2 separate regions of the Homo sapiens genome follow, and region 2 is linked to region 1. The links are chromatin contacts, found by POLR2A ChIA-PET in ENCODE. All regions are on one chromosome and are shown on one strand. Each heading gives the region's core, a stretch centred on a gene start or an enhancer-like site at or near the end of the contact. The rest is flanking DNA. Distances are from core to core; before and after follow the strand shown. Region 1 has its middle 12 kb from the start of LINC01118. Region 2 holds the start of CFAP36 (cilia and flagella associated protein 36).

What was found. ChIA-PET counts read pairs that join two places held with the same protein, here RNA polymerase II (POLR2A).
Region 2: POLR2A ChIA-PET joins it to region 1 with 10 read pairs in Caco-2. The contact joins the promoter of CFAP36 here to the enhancer-like site in region 1. POLR2A ChIA-PET finds 5 or more read pairs at or near these places in 2 of 52 experiments (Caco-2 and PC-9).

Annotation. Positions count from the first base shown.
Region 1 is chr2:46,801,737-46,807,817 of GRCh38, forward strand. No RefSeq gene overlaps it. Among named protein-coding and RNA genes, the nearest start is that of LINC01118, 12 kb to the right of the region's middle. RefSeq lists a silencer at 1,454-1,748 and an enhancer at 1,454-1,748. Within about 2 kb of position 2,560, at least 8 of the 41 ENCODE cell types and tissues checked have a DNase peak (open chromatin) inside an H3K27ac peak, as active enhancers do.
Region 2 is chr2:55,518,468-55,524,548 of GRCh38, forward strand. CFAP36 (cilia and flagella associated protein 36) reads left to right here and starts at 1,251. Exons shown (of 10, transcript NM_080667.7): 1 at 1,251-1,449; 2 at 3,635-3,699; 3 at 5,254-5,355. The coding sequence starts at 1,335. RefSeq lists enhancers at 552-601, 1,782-2,031.

The sequences.
Region 1 (6,081 bases), core at 1,310-3,809:
AAGGCAAACTGTGAAAATATGTGGTTAAAAATGTAAGGGGTGGGGTGGGAATAGAGAATCTAGCAGATGGTTGCTGTGCCTCCCTCTGTGACAGGTGGGATAGAATCATCTGCATGAGCACATCTCTAAAGGTCTTCTTTTTCATGGGCACATTTATTGGCATACTGTAGAATGAGCCCTGTACATTCAAATAGCAGAGTCGGCCCAGCCCAGAACAGCTCTGGAAAGGAAGACCTTGGCCTTGGCTGTGCCTCACTTATGACAACAGAGCTGTCCCTCATCAAAAAGAGGAAAAGGAGAGAAAATCAGAAATGCCTGGTCAAAAGTGAAGGTGGGGCAAGCAGACCTGAAGCTAGTCCTTGGGGTGAGTGGCTGAGTCACAGCATCCCACACACATGCCACCTCCTACAGCCCCTTGGCCTTCTGCCCATACAGGCTCCCAGCCCACGGCTCACTGGTCACTCTTCTTTCCGATGGCCAGAACCACACGCTGCAGGTGACCCTTGGGAAGACCCCGCCTGGGCCACTCATTGGTTCGTGTGAAGAGGCTTCTGTCCCCAGCCAGACGGTGCCCTGCTTGGAGGCAGAGGCCAGGCGATGTCCTCCAGTGTCCCCGTGGCCAGTCATCGGCTGCCCCTGTCCAAGGCATTTCCACAGGCATTTCCTGCCACACTTGGGCACATTTCCCAACATGCTCATCAGTTTGGGGACAGGCTCCATGGGTGGGGTCACTTCTCATTAGCATTTCTCCCCCTGTGGTTCCCACTGCCTGTCCTGAGCTCGCCCCCTCATCTGTGAGTGCAGAAGCCTGGAAGCCTGAGCTCATCTGCCTGGATGATGGCAGGGCGAGCTCTCCTAGGGACAAATCATGAGCTCAGGGATGCCTGCCATGTATCCTGCTCGTCTGGGCAGGCCCTGCTAAACCCTATGTGTGCACAGTTGTGTTAAAGCCTTACAACCACTCCAGGAGGTGGTGTCGTCATCACCATCCTCAATCTTCATTTCACTTATAAGAAAACAGAGACATAGAAAGACATTGGCCGAGGTCACAGAGTTGGTCATGGTGGGCCAGGATTCAAACTCCACCAGTCCGACCTCCTGCTTTCTGCTCTAAACTCCAACTAGTCTGCAGTGGTATTGTATACCGCACCCTGACCTCACCTGTCTCACAATGTCACAGGCACCTGTGTGAAGGCCACAGGACAAGTGCAGCCTCCAGGCAGGAGGCTGCCTCTTGGCGGTGGTGCCCTTGGTCAAGTCACTGCCCCCTGCTGAGCCTCTGGGCTCTAATATGGGGTTTATGATAGAAGCTGCCTCCTTAGGGGATTGGGAGAATTAAATACGCTCATCTGTGTGAAGGCTTAGAGCAGCGCCTGGCACTGGGAGCACTCAGTAGCACGCATCGTTATCACAGTTATTAATAATATGATTGTTCCCAAGGGAACATTCCAGGTCTGTCTGACCTCCTCTCCTCTCCAGGAGGAGGCATCTGTGCATTGACTACCAACATCTCTCTTTTTAACTAATCGCTCCATCTCATTCTTCCACCTTCTCCATTTCTCCTCCCAACCCTGACATGCCATTGAATCTGTTTAATTCAAGCAAATGCTCAGAGCCCCAGATCCCTGAATGCGACAGATTGAGAGGGTGGGGGTGGGGGTGGAGAATGGAGGAGCTTGTGTAATAGGACATAAATAAACTTGCACATGCTCTTCTTTTTAATTGCAGATTCTATCCCATCGCGGGGCAATTTTTATTTTGCCTTCTCTTGAATAAGTGGGAAGATGTTTTATTCATGTGTATCTTCCCAGCACGCAGCCCAGTAGGTGCTCAATGTGCGCTGAATGATTCGGTGCATTCGGTTCGGCTCCAGCCAACACGTATGCCAGGCGCTGTTGTAAGTGCCTCACATATACAAGCTCATTGAACACTCTGGTGCCGTTTTAAAGTCCTGGAGCTGAGCACTCTAAAGTCCGGCCAATAAAGGAAATGTGTTTGGTAGCCACCCTCTTGATGGACATACCACTGAATCTCCAGCATGAGCTGTGTGGCTCCCGGTTCCTCCCCGCTTGCTTGTGGCACTGCTCCCCTCTAATATTTAGGAAGAGAGTTTCAGCACAAACTTCCAGCTGGGTGAATGGTGGGGCCTGAGGGACGGTGACAAAGCTGAACACACACCTCGAGGGACCTCCACGTTTTCCAGTAGGGTTTGATTTGAACAGTGCCAAGAAATCCCCTCAGATTGCTGGAAACTGCAAACCATGGAGGCTTAACACACCATGCCACTGCCTGGCCAGACAGGCCTGGGTTCAAATCCCAGTCCCACCACGTGTGGAGCCAATTCCTCGCTGAGCCACAGCATCCTCCGGGGTGGAGCAGGGCACACACCCTGCCTCGTGGGGCTGTGGCAATATTACCCAGCTCACCGTGTGACATTTAGTGGGCACCTTCCTCACTCTGACAGCCAGCTGAGCACAGGCCACTAAGGAAAGAAGAATTCTGAGGGAGAGAGAAGAGGCCAAAGAAAGACAGAAAGGATGCCTCCTCCAAGAGCAGTCAGGCCGGGGTGGGACAGGGTGGTGGGCGGAGGTTGGCCGGGAGAGAGCCATTTACCGGCACAGTCAACAAACAAGGATTGGGAATATAAAGCTCGGCATTGTGCTAAGTGCTGAGGAAGTAAAAAGGAATTTTTATTTATAATTTATACCCCACCTACTTCCAAAGAGAATTTTGAAGGTGACTCACAATGAAAACCACATATGCCGCAAGATCACGAAAATAGAAATAGAAAATCAAGTCCATGGAGATGAAGAAAGGAAACCCACATTTATTTACCCCAGGTGCCGTGTCCTTGAATGCACTCCATCATTTAGTCCAGCAACCCCATTTTACAGATGAGGAAGACAAGCAAAGAGGCATGTCCAGGGCAGGCAAAGGTGCAAGCAGGGCTGACTTCTCCAATAGGCGCAGGGCCCAGGATACTCTTAGGGGCCCACTAAAATGTTTTAAAATTTCTTTTAAAATCAGAAGAAGAGAAGAGAACATTGAGGTTGAAAAAATGTTTTAATATATGATATTAATAGATTCGTCTTTATGCCAACACAATAGTAACATATATTTAATTTTTTAATGGAGGAGGGAGTCCACAACTATAAAAGTGCCTGGAGTCTACAAAAGTCACAATCCAGCCCAGGCCACAAACCCAGGCCAGCCAAACTCCAACTCTTGTGCCCCTTCCACACTTGTGCAAGAACATTTGTTGTCACTGAATGTAACATGCGAGTCAGCTCTGCAGCTGAAAAGAGGCCACAATGAGATAAATCTTAGTTTCATAAAAAGGATGTGCAGTGGGGAAACATTTACTCACACTACAATGCAATTGTGGGGAAAAAGTGTAACTTTTACAATTTTCTTTCTTTTTTTTTTTTTTTAGCGATGGGTTCTTGATGTGTTGCCCAGGTTGGACTAAAACTCCTGGGCTCAAGTGATCTGCCTGCCTCTGCCTCCCGAGTAGCTTACATGCCACTACACCTGGCTAAAATTTTCTTTATAATGAATGTCTTCTTATCAGTTTCACTGGGAAGCAGGCGGGTAAAATCCTAAATTGTATCCAATTTGGTAAATTTCAAGCTTGATTTAGTAATCAAAATTGTCTTTCATAGATAACTTGGCTCACTCACGTAAATGTCAGCCTTTTGGAGACTGCTCTCTCTGGCTGCTGAATCCCCGTGTGGCAGGTGATTCCTATCAGAGTCTTGCACAGCCCAGGAGGGAGGCCCCTGGGTTCCCGTGGCATTGCCTGGATCTTCACAGCCTGCTCCTTGAGCTCATGACTGCTATGATGGGATGGCCCCATCTTGCTTTCTGGGGCGCTGTGCCAGGAGCTGTCGCTGGAGCCCATGGTCCCTGCCAGCTTTCCTAGTGGTCACTCAGTCCTGTCACCAGGCCTCTGCCTTTCTGCTGGCACTCTCAACACCTGCTCAGGTGCTGTCTCAGGCTCCCCTACCTCCTACTTCCTGCGCTACCTCCAGGCCTTCATGTGGGTGCTTCTCCTGGACCCAGCGTACCTGGAGAAGGGTGCCTCCAGCCCAGACGCTCCCTGCGGCCTTCAGACATGCTTTAAAAGCATGTGTTTAAAAGCTCCCAACTTTCTAGGTTGTGCCCTGACACACTGGTGGGGAAGGTGGGGAAGGTAATAATGGTAGTGGCAGAGAAGAGCTCTGGTGCCTGATCTACCTGTTCTCTCCCTATCCCCCTTCCCCTTCCCATAGTCTATGAGGATAGAGAGATAAACTTTCCTTCATCATCTTCTAAAATGTAGTCAGTCAGGCCTACCTCTTGATGTGCTAAAAGAGGGTCAAAGGAATTTAGTAAACCTTGACTCTCTCGACATCTAGCTTTCTGTCTGAGACTCAGACATTACCCCAATGTACAAGAAACTCCAGAACAACAAGGTTTACAGGACATGAAAATGTATCTAAAGACAATTCCAGAAAGTATTAATCCCATTGCAGACATATGTTAGTTCAACAGGAGAGACTAACTATACTGACACTTAATTCCAACACAATATATTATATGAATCCTTATGTAGGGAACATCGAACAACACGATGAACACCATCTCAAATATTTATTTGGCAAACCTTCTTCCAATAGCTGTTTGTTCTATCAACCCTCAATAAAAGTAGGCCAGAACATTAGGCACTTCCCTGGTGAAAGGGCCTGATCTTGGTGAGTCTAGTTGTGCTGTATCTGGTGTTCTTACATCTGGATGCAACTTAGACACCCCAGAGACAATGGCGTAGCATAGCACATGTCGCTTCTTTCAGCCAGTGCTAGGATGTGGGAACAAAGGCACAGTCCATCTCTCTCACCCTGAAGAAGGGCAGAGAGAGCTTCAAAAAGGGATATGGGCACAGCCAACCTCTCAACCATCACAATTTTTTTTTTGACTATTAGTTATGATTCAAACTATGAAGCAGAAATGGCTTGGGAGTTTTGAGAGGAAATGACTCAACAAATACAAAATATTGGAGAAGAGATCAGACTCCAGGATCTTCTACATTCAGGCTAGAGATATGCAACTATCAACAGTCTGGATATAGCTGGGTGGTTCATGCCCATAATCCCAGCACTTTGGGAGGCTGAGATGGGAAGATCGCTTGAACTCATGAGTTCAAGACCAACCTGGACAACATGGTGAAACCCTGTCTCTATGAAAAATACAAAAATTAGCCAGGCATGGTGGTCTGCGCCTGTAGTTACTACTCGGGAGGCTGAGGTGGGTGGAAGCCTTGAGCCGAGGAGGTGGAGGTTGCAGTGAGCTTAGATTGTGCCAGTGCACTCCAGCCTGGGCAGTAGTGCCAGACCTTGTCTCAAGAATGTAAAGTCTGGATATAAATTATGATTCTTAGTCTCACTCTAGAAGGCTGTGGGTAGTTGCTTGAGCCAGAAAGAAGATGATTGTGAGGAAAATCAAGATCTTTGCATTGGAAAGAGATCATCTCGTCGAACGAGACTTTGAGGTGGAGAAAAAAATGCATGGTTACTATCACTACTTCTATTAATATTGTACGAGAAATCCTACCCATTTCAATAAAGAAAGAAAAGGACCAGTCATGGTGGCTCACACCTGTAATCCCAGCACTTTGGGAGGCCAAGGTGGGTGGATCACCTGAGGTCAGGAGTTCAAGACCAGCCTGGCCAACATGATGAGACCCTATCACTACTAAAAATACAAAAATTAGCCAGCTGTGGTGGCACGCACCTGTAATCCCAACTACTAAGTGGGCTGAGGCAGAAGAATCACTTGAATCCAGGAGACGGAGGTTTCAGTGAGCAAAGACCATGTCACTGCACTCCAGCCTGAGCAACAGAGTGAGACTCCGTCTCAAAAAAAGGAAGAAAGAAAGAAAAAGAAGAAAGAAAGAAAGAAAGAAAGAAAGAAAGAAAGAAAGAAAGAAAGAAAGAAGAGAGGGAGGGAGGGAGGGAAGGAAGGAAGGAAGGAAAAGAAAGAGAGAAAGAAAGAGAAGGCTGGGTACAGTGGCTCATGCTTATAATCCCAGCACTTTGGGAGGTT
Region 2 (6,081 bases), core at 1-2,500, 8.7 Mb after region 1:
AAAAAAAAAAAAAAAGGCACATAATGATCATCTTCATGCATTCAGGTAAGATACTGTGTGCACATTCACAAAATAAAAATAGACTAAAGGATGGTTTATGGAATACTATGCAGTTGCAAAGAAAGCACAAATTTATATTTTTAAAAGATAAAGATATAAGAAAAAAATTCATAACTGTACATATAATCCTATTTATGTAAAAAATATATATATATATATGGTTGTCTGAAGATATTTTGGGACTCCAAACACCTTCACAATGACCACTGAAGACCCCATTCCACAATGGACTCCACCTAAATGCTGAGTTGGAGTTATAATAAGATTTGGTTACCAAGGCATTTATTTAAGTGAGTATTAACTTTGCTCTTGCCCTTGAAAAGCTCCTAATTCTAGTTATCTTTATCCAAGCGTAAGAGATTAAAGACCCGCCTGAAGATACAGATGCAAACTGACCGTAAGACAATCAGCGAGTCTCACACAGCTCGGCTTTGTATTTTCAGACAACCCTTTAATTACAAACGCCTCTGGGCCAATGGTCTGAAAATGGTTGGGACTGAGGTGCTGGGGATACAATGATGAACTGCAGCCGCTGAAGCCCTGTCAGGTGGAGACCCGGTTACCTCAGACCCTCACTGAGCCTTTTCTTTTTTCTTTTCTTTCTTCCTGTTTTTCTTTTGAGACGCAGTCTCCCAGGCTGCAGTGCAGTGGCTCACTGCAACCTCGGCTTCCCGGGTTCAAGCGATTCTCCTGCCTCAGCCTCCCGAGTACCTGGGATTACAGGCGGCGCCACCACGCCAGGCTAATTTTTGTATTTTTGGTAGAGACGAGGTTTCACCATGTTGGCCAAGCTGGTCTCGACCTCCTGACCTCAGGTGATCCGCAAGCCTCGGCCTCCCAAAGTGCTGGAATTACAGGCGTGAGCCACCGCGCCCGTCTACTGCGCGTTTTCTAAACCTTGGCTCCTACGCATTTATCAGAAGAGAGAGCGCAATCTGTCTATGACTTCCAGCCAATAGCTACACTTCTTTTCTCAGCCCTCGTCCACTGTTCTTTTTTAACCAATCAGAAACGTTTTTCAAACGTTTGCCCTCCCCGCTAAGTGCGCAGGCTCCTGGAAAGTTGTCTTCACTTCCGGGCCGCGGTCTAGGGCGGCTACGTGTGTTGCCATAGCGACCATTTTGCATTAACTGGTTGGTAGCTTCTATCCTGGGGGCTGAGCGACTGCGGGCCAGCTCTTCCCCTACTCCCTCTCGGCTCCTTGTGGCCCAAAGGCCTAACCGGGGTCCGGCGGTCTGGCCTAGGGATCTTCCCCGTTGCCCCTTTGGGGCGGGATGGCTGCGGAAGAAGAAGACGAGGTGGAGTGGGTAGTGGAGAGCATCGCGGGGTTCCTGCGAGGCCCAGACTGGTCCATCCCCATCTTGGACTTTGTGGAACAGAAATGTGAAGGTAAAAACCAGAGCCCGAACCGACAATCCTTTTCTCCTCTCTCACACCAGCGGCGGGCAGGGGGTTGGTAACCACAAGCCATCTCTCGTCTCCCCGACCCCCTGTCTCCACCCCTGTCGCAAGGTCTCGTTCCCCTCACCACCTTCTCCACCCGCGTCATCAGGTTTAGAGCTGGTTGTGTGGGAGGAATTCCTTTCACCCTGCCAATGTGTTCCTTCGCAGACCTGAAAACGGGGACCGAGACTCCCCTTCTCTGGGGCCGAAGCGCACGTCCGAAGAACATTAGACTTGAATCGTAAATTCGGTCTCTCACCCTGTCCCGAACGTTTCTGCCCTCGGCAGGTGGACTGTTTGGCTGGGCTTCTTCAACAGCTTTGCCAGACTTGAGAGGAGAAGCGTCGGTTTACCTGAGTTCCTTATGATCCCTAGCATTTCGCCCGGTGTAGTCAGCTTAGGAAATGAGAAATGATTTCACTCCAAACCAACAGTTAACTGCAAAGGAGGGCATGTGATAACTCCAGGAAGCCCAGAGCCGGTGATTTTGGTGGCCTGTGTTCCCCTTGGTGAGCTCTCTACTCTTCGCTATACCAAAAATTGGCGAGGTGGGGCAGGACCATTCTTGGAACAAATGAGGCGTATAGATATGGCATAATATTCCCCGTGAAGGACAGGCATCTCCGGGTTCTGAGCAGTTCTTCAGGCTTGGAGTTCTGCATTCAGTTCGTGGAGACTATTTGCAGCCCATTCGCAGAAAAGGAACCAGAAACCACGTCATATAAATGAGTGCCCAAGCGTTATTGTGGTTGTTTAATCGGGCAAGACTTTGAGGGTAGTAGTATTCATCAATTATTTGAACATCTGCTTTGTGTTGTAAGGTTGAGTAGAATAGAGCTAGGGTCAGTTGGTACAAGCTACAGGGAAACAAATTTCAGTGAAGGAAGTGTTTCATGATAGAATGTATCCAAGATGAGTTAGCCAGCCTCAGAAGGTAATGAGCTTCCCGGCTCCAGCAGTGTTTGAATGGATCTGATAGCGACTTAATAGGGTTAGAGGGATTCAGCTATTCAGCTATCAAATGGTCGGTTATCCTGGATGACCTTTTAAGACTTCTTTAAATTCCAAGATATCATGAATCTGGTAAAGATGAAATTCAGTTTGACCACTGAATCTTTTCATTACATTTTCATTGCTATAATCAATATTCAAATCGTAGTTATTAAAGTGTTATTTTTACAGGTAATTTTTTAACAATGTTCAAAAACAAAATAACTTGTATTTGTACTCCTTTTTTTTTTTTTTTTTTGGGAGACAGAGTGTCGCTCTGTTGCCCAGGCTGGAGTGCAGTGGCGTGATCTTGGCTCACTGCATTGTTTTATACATATGATCATTCAGTAAACACTTGTTTTGATTTTATTTAACTTCATTATTTATCTGTGGTAACAAAAATTGCCTGGTCACTTTCAGTAACATTTACATCAGCAAAATTCCAGTACAATAAAATAATATGGAACCTATTGTAAAAGGATTTAACCATTAACAATAATATTACATTAAAAGTTATGAAGAAATTATTGCCTCATATTGATTGAAATGTGTTTTTGTCTTAAATATGAGGTAGTATTCATTTTAAATATTTTCTCAAGTAGGCAAAAAAGCTTGTTTACAATTAATAGTATATATGTGTGTGTGTGTGTGTGTGTGTGTGTATATTTTTTTTTCTTTTTTTTTTTTGAGATGGAGTCTCACTCTGCCGCCCAGGCTGGAGTGCAGTGGTGCAATCTTGGCTCACTGCAACCTCCGCCTCCTGGGTTCAAGCAATTCTCTTGCCTCAGCCTCCCGAGTAGCTGGGTCTACAGGCGCGCACAACCACGCCTGGCTGATTTTTGTATTTTTAGTAGAGATGGGATTTCACCACATCAGCCAGGCTGGTCTCGAACTCCTGATCGTAGGTGATCCACCCACCTTGGCCTCCGAAAGTGCTGGGATTACAGGCATGAGCCACAGTGCTCGGCCAATAGTATATATTTTTAGATATATTCATTTATATATTTTTAAAAGATAAACCCTAAGAATTCAAAGCTGAAGAGCTAGGTTGACAGTTCTATTTGGAAGGAGTGGATTTTTAAATTTGCATTAATAAAATGATTTGGTTTTTACACTATGTAATATTTTCTTTTAAATTTAGTTTTTGATGATGAAGAAGAAAGCAAATTGACCTATACAGAGATTCATCAGGAATACAAAGAACTAGTGAGTATTTTTTTTCACTGATTTTTAAAAGTAATTAGGCTAATACTACTTATAGCTTTTCTAAATGAAGAAAAATATTTTTACATTAAAAATCCTTAATTTTACAAAAATCCAATCTACCTTAACAATAGTGCCAGTTATATCTGTCTCCACAGGTGCTCTGAATATCTCATTTGGATGACTTATCTCCTCTACTCTAAGGAATGGTTTTACAACTCTTTATGGGTTCTTGCATGTATTCTTTATATCTTATTCTTATTTTGTTGACGCATCCAGGGACATATTAATTATTCACTTCGTCATGGTTGTCATGTGATTTTTTTATTTTTTATTTTTGAGACAGGGTCTTGCTCTGTCACCCAGGCTGGAGTGCAGTGGCACTATCACAGCCTATTGCAGCCTCAACCTCCCCAGGCTCAAGCGATCCTCCCATCTCAGCCACCTGAGTAGCTGGGACTACAGGTGTGCACCACCATGCCCTGCTAATTTTTTTGTATTTTGTAGAGATGGCGTTTCTCTGTGTTTCCCAGGCTGGTGTGGAACTCCAGAGCTCAAGTGATCCACCTGCCTGGGCCTCCCAAAGTGTTGGGTTTACAGGTGTGAGCCACTGCCCAGCCTGTCTTGTGATTTTAAAAAATGCCTCTGGCAGTGGGGCTCAGTGGCTCACACCTATAATCCCAGCACTTTGGAGGCCAAGGCAGGTGGATTGCTTCAGCCAAGGAGTTCGAGACCAGCCTGGGCAACATGGTGAAACTCCATCTTTATAAAAATTACAAAAATTAATCAGTCATGATGGCATGTGCCTGTAGTCCCAGTTGCTTGGGAGGCTGAAGTGGGAGGATGATCTCTTGAGCCCAGAAGGTCAAGGCTGCAGTGAGCCATTACTGTGCCACTGTACTCCAGTCTGGACAACAGAGTAAGACTCTGTCTCAAAAAAAAAAAAAAGAAAGAAAGAAAGAAAAGGCCAGGCGTGGTGGCTCATGCCTATAATCCCAGCACTTTGGGAGGCCAGGGCAGGCGGATCACCTGAGGTCAGGAATTCGAGACCAGCCTGACCAACATGGTGCAACGCCATCTCTACCAAAAAAAAAAAAAAAAATTAGTCGGGCATTGTGGCAGGCGCCTCTAGTCCCAGCTACTCAGGAAGCTGAGGCAGGAGAATTGCTTGAGCCTGGGAGGCAGAGGTTGCAGTGAGCCGAGATCGTACCACTGCACTCCAGCCTGGGTGACAGAGTGAGACTCCATCTCAAAAAAGAAAGAAAAGAAAAGAAGAAAAAAAAATGCCTCTGGGTAGCAGAAGAGTTGTACCACATTGAACTTCATAATCCTGACTTCAACTATTTCTATTAGAAGAAATACAATTTCATGTGATTTTCAGCAAAAATATTAACTTTTAATTTGTGTTTTGGTGAAAGACAATGTCACTGTCATGTAATATGTAGATTAATATTTGCAAAAAATTCGATGATACTTTTCTAAACTAAATACTTAATATGCAAACTGTCATGTAGAATTTTTCTATGTAATTATAAAAGTTAAACTTTGTTTTTTTAGGTTGAAAAGCTGTTAGAAGGTTACCTCAAAGAAATTGGAATTAATGAAGATCAATTTCAAGAAGCATGCACTTCTCCTCTTGCAAAGACCCATACATCACAGGTTTTTGCTTTGTGTTATTCTGCTAACATACAGTTTTAACAAATGCCCAGGGTTAAACACTCACTTAAATTTGAATGTTTGATTGACAAAGTGTAATATTTTAGACATTGTGAGAGGTAGAAAGATAATTCATCACATATGAGTTCTTTTTGAGAGCAACCCTGAAAAATGATAATTTGAGGCATTAATGAACTGATGCAACTCAAAGTGACCTTTCTAAACTCAGAACTAGAATAAGATCACAGGGTTTATACAAACTACTGTTTTATTTACATAGATCTCCAATAATTCTGCAGTTGCTCCTTTTATAATTTTAGCAGATCCACAGTCAGTAGTTCCTGCTGCTGCTTCCTTCTCTTGGAACTACTTGTATTATCTTACTGGTTGTGTAGTGCTAGGCTGAAGTAGTAATACATATGTTATAAACTAATGTTTGTTTTTGTTGTTTTTTTGATATGGGGTCTCACTCTATTGCTCAGGCTGGAGTTTAGTGTGATTGCAGCTCATTATAGGCTCAACATCCCTGGGCTCAGGTAATCCTCCCATCTCAACTTTCCTGGTAGCTGGGACTACAGGTGCCGCACCAGCACACATGGCTAATTTTTTTTTTTTTTTTTTTTTTTTTGTAGAGACAGGGTCTTGCTGTGTTGTCCAGGCTGGTCTTGAATGCTGGGCTCAAGGGATTTGCCCATCTTGGCCTCCCAAAGTGCTAGGATTACAGGCATG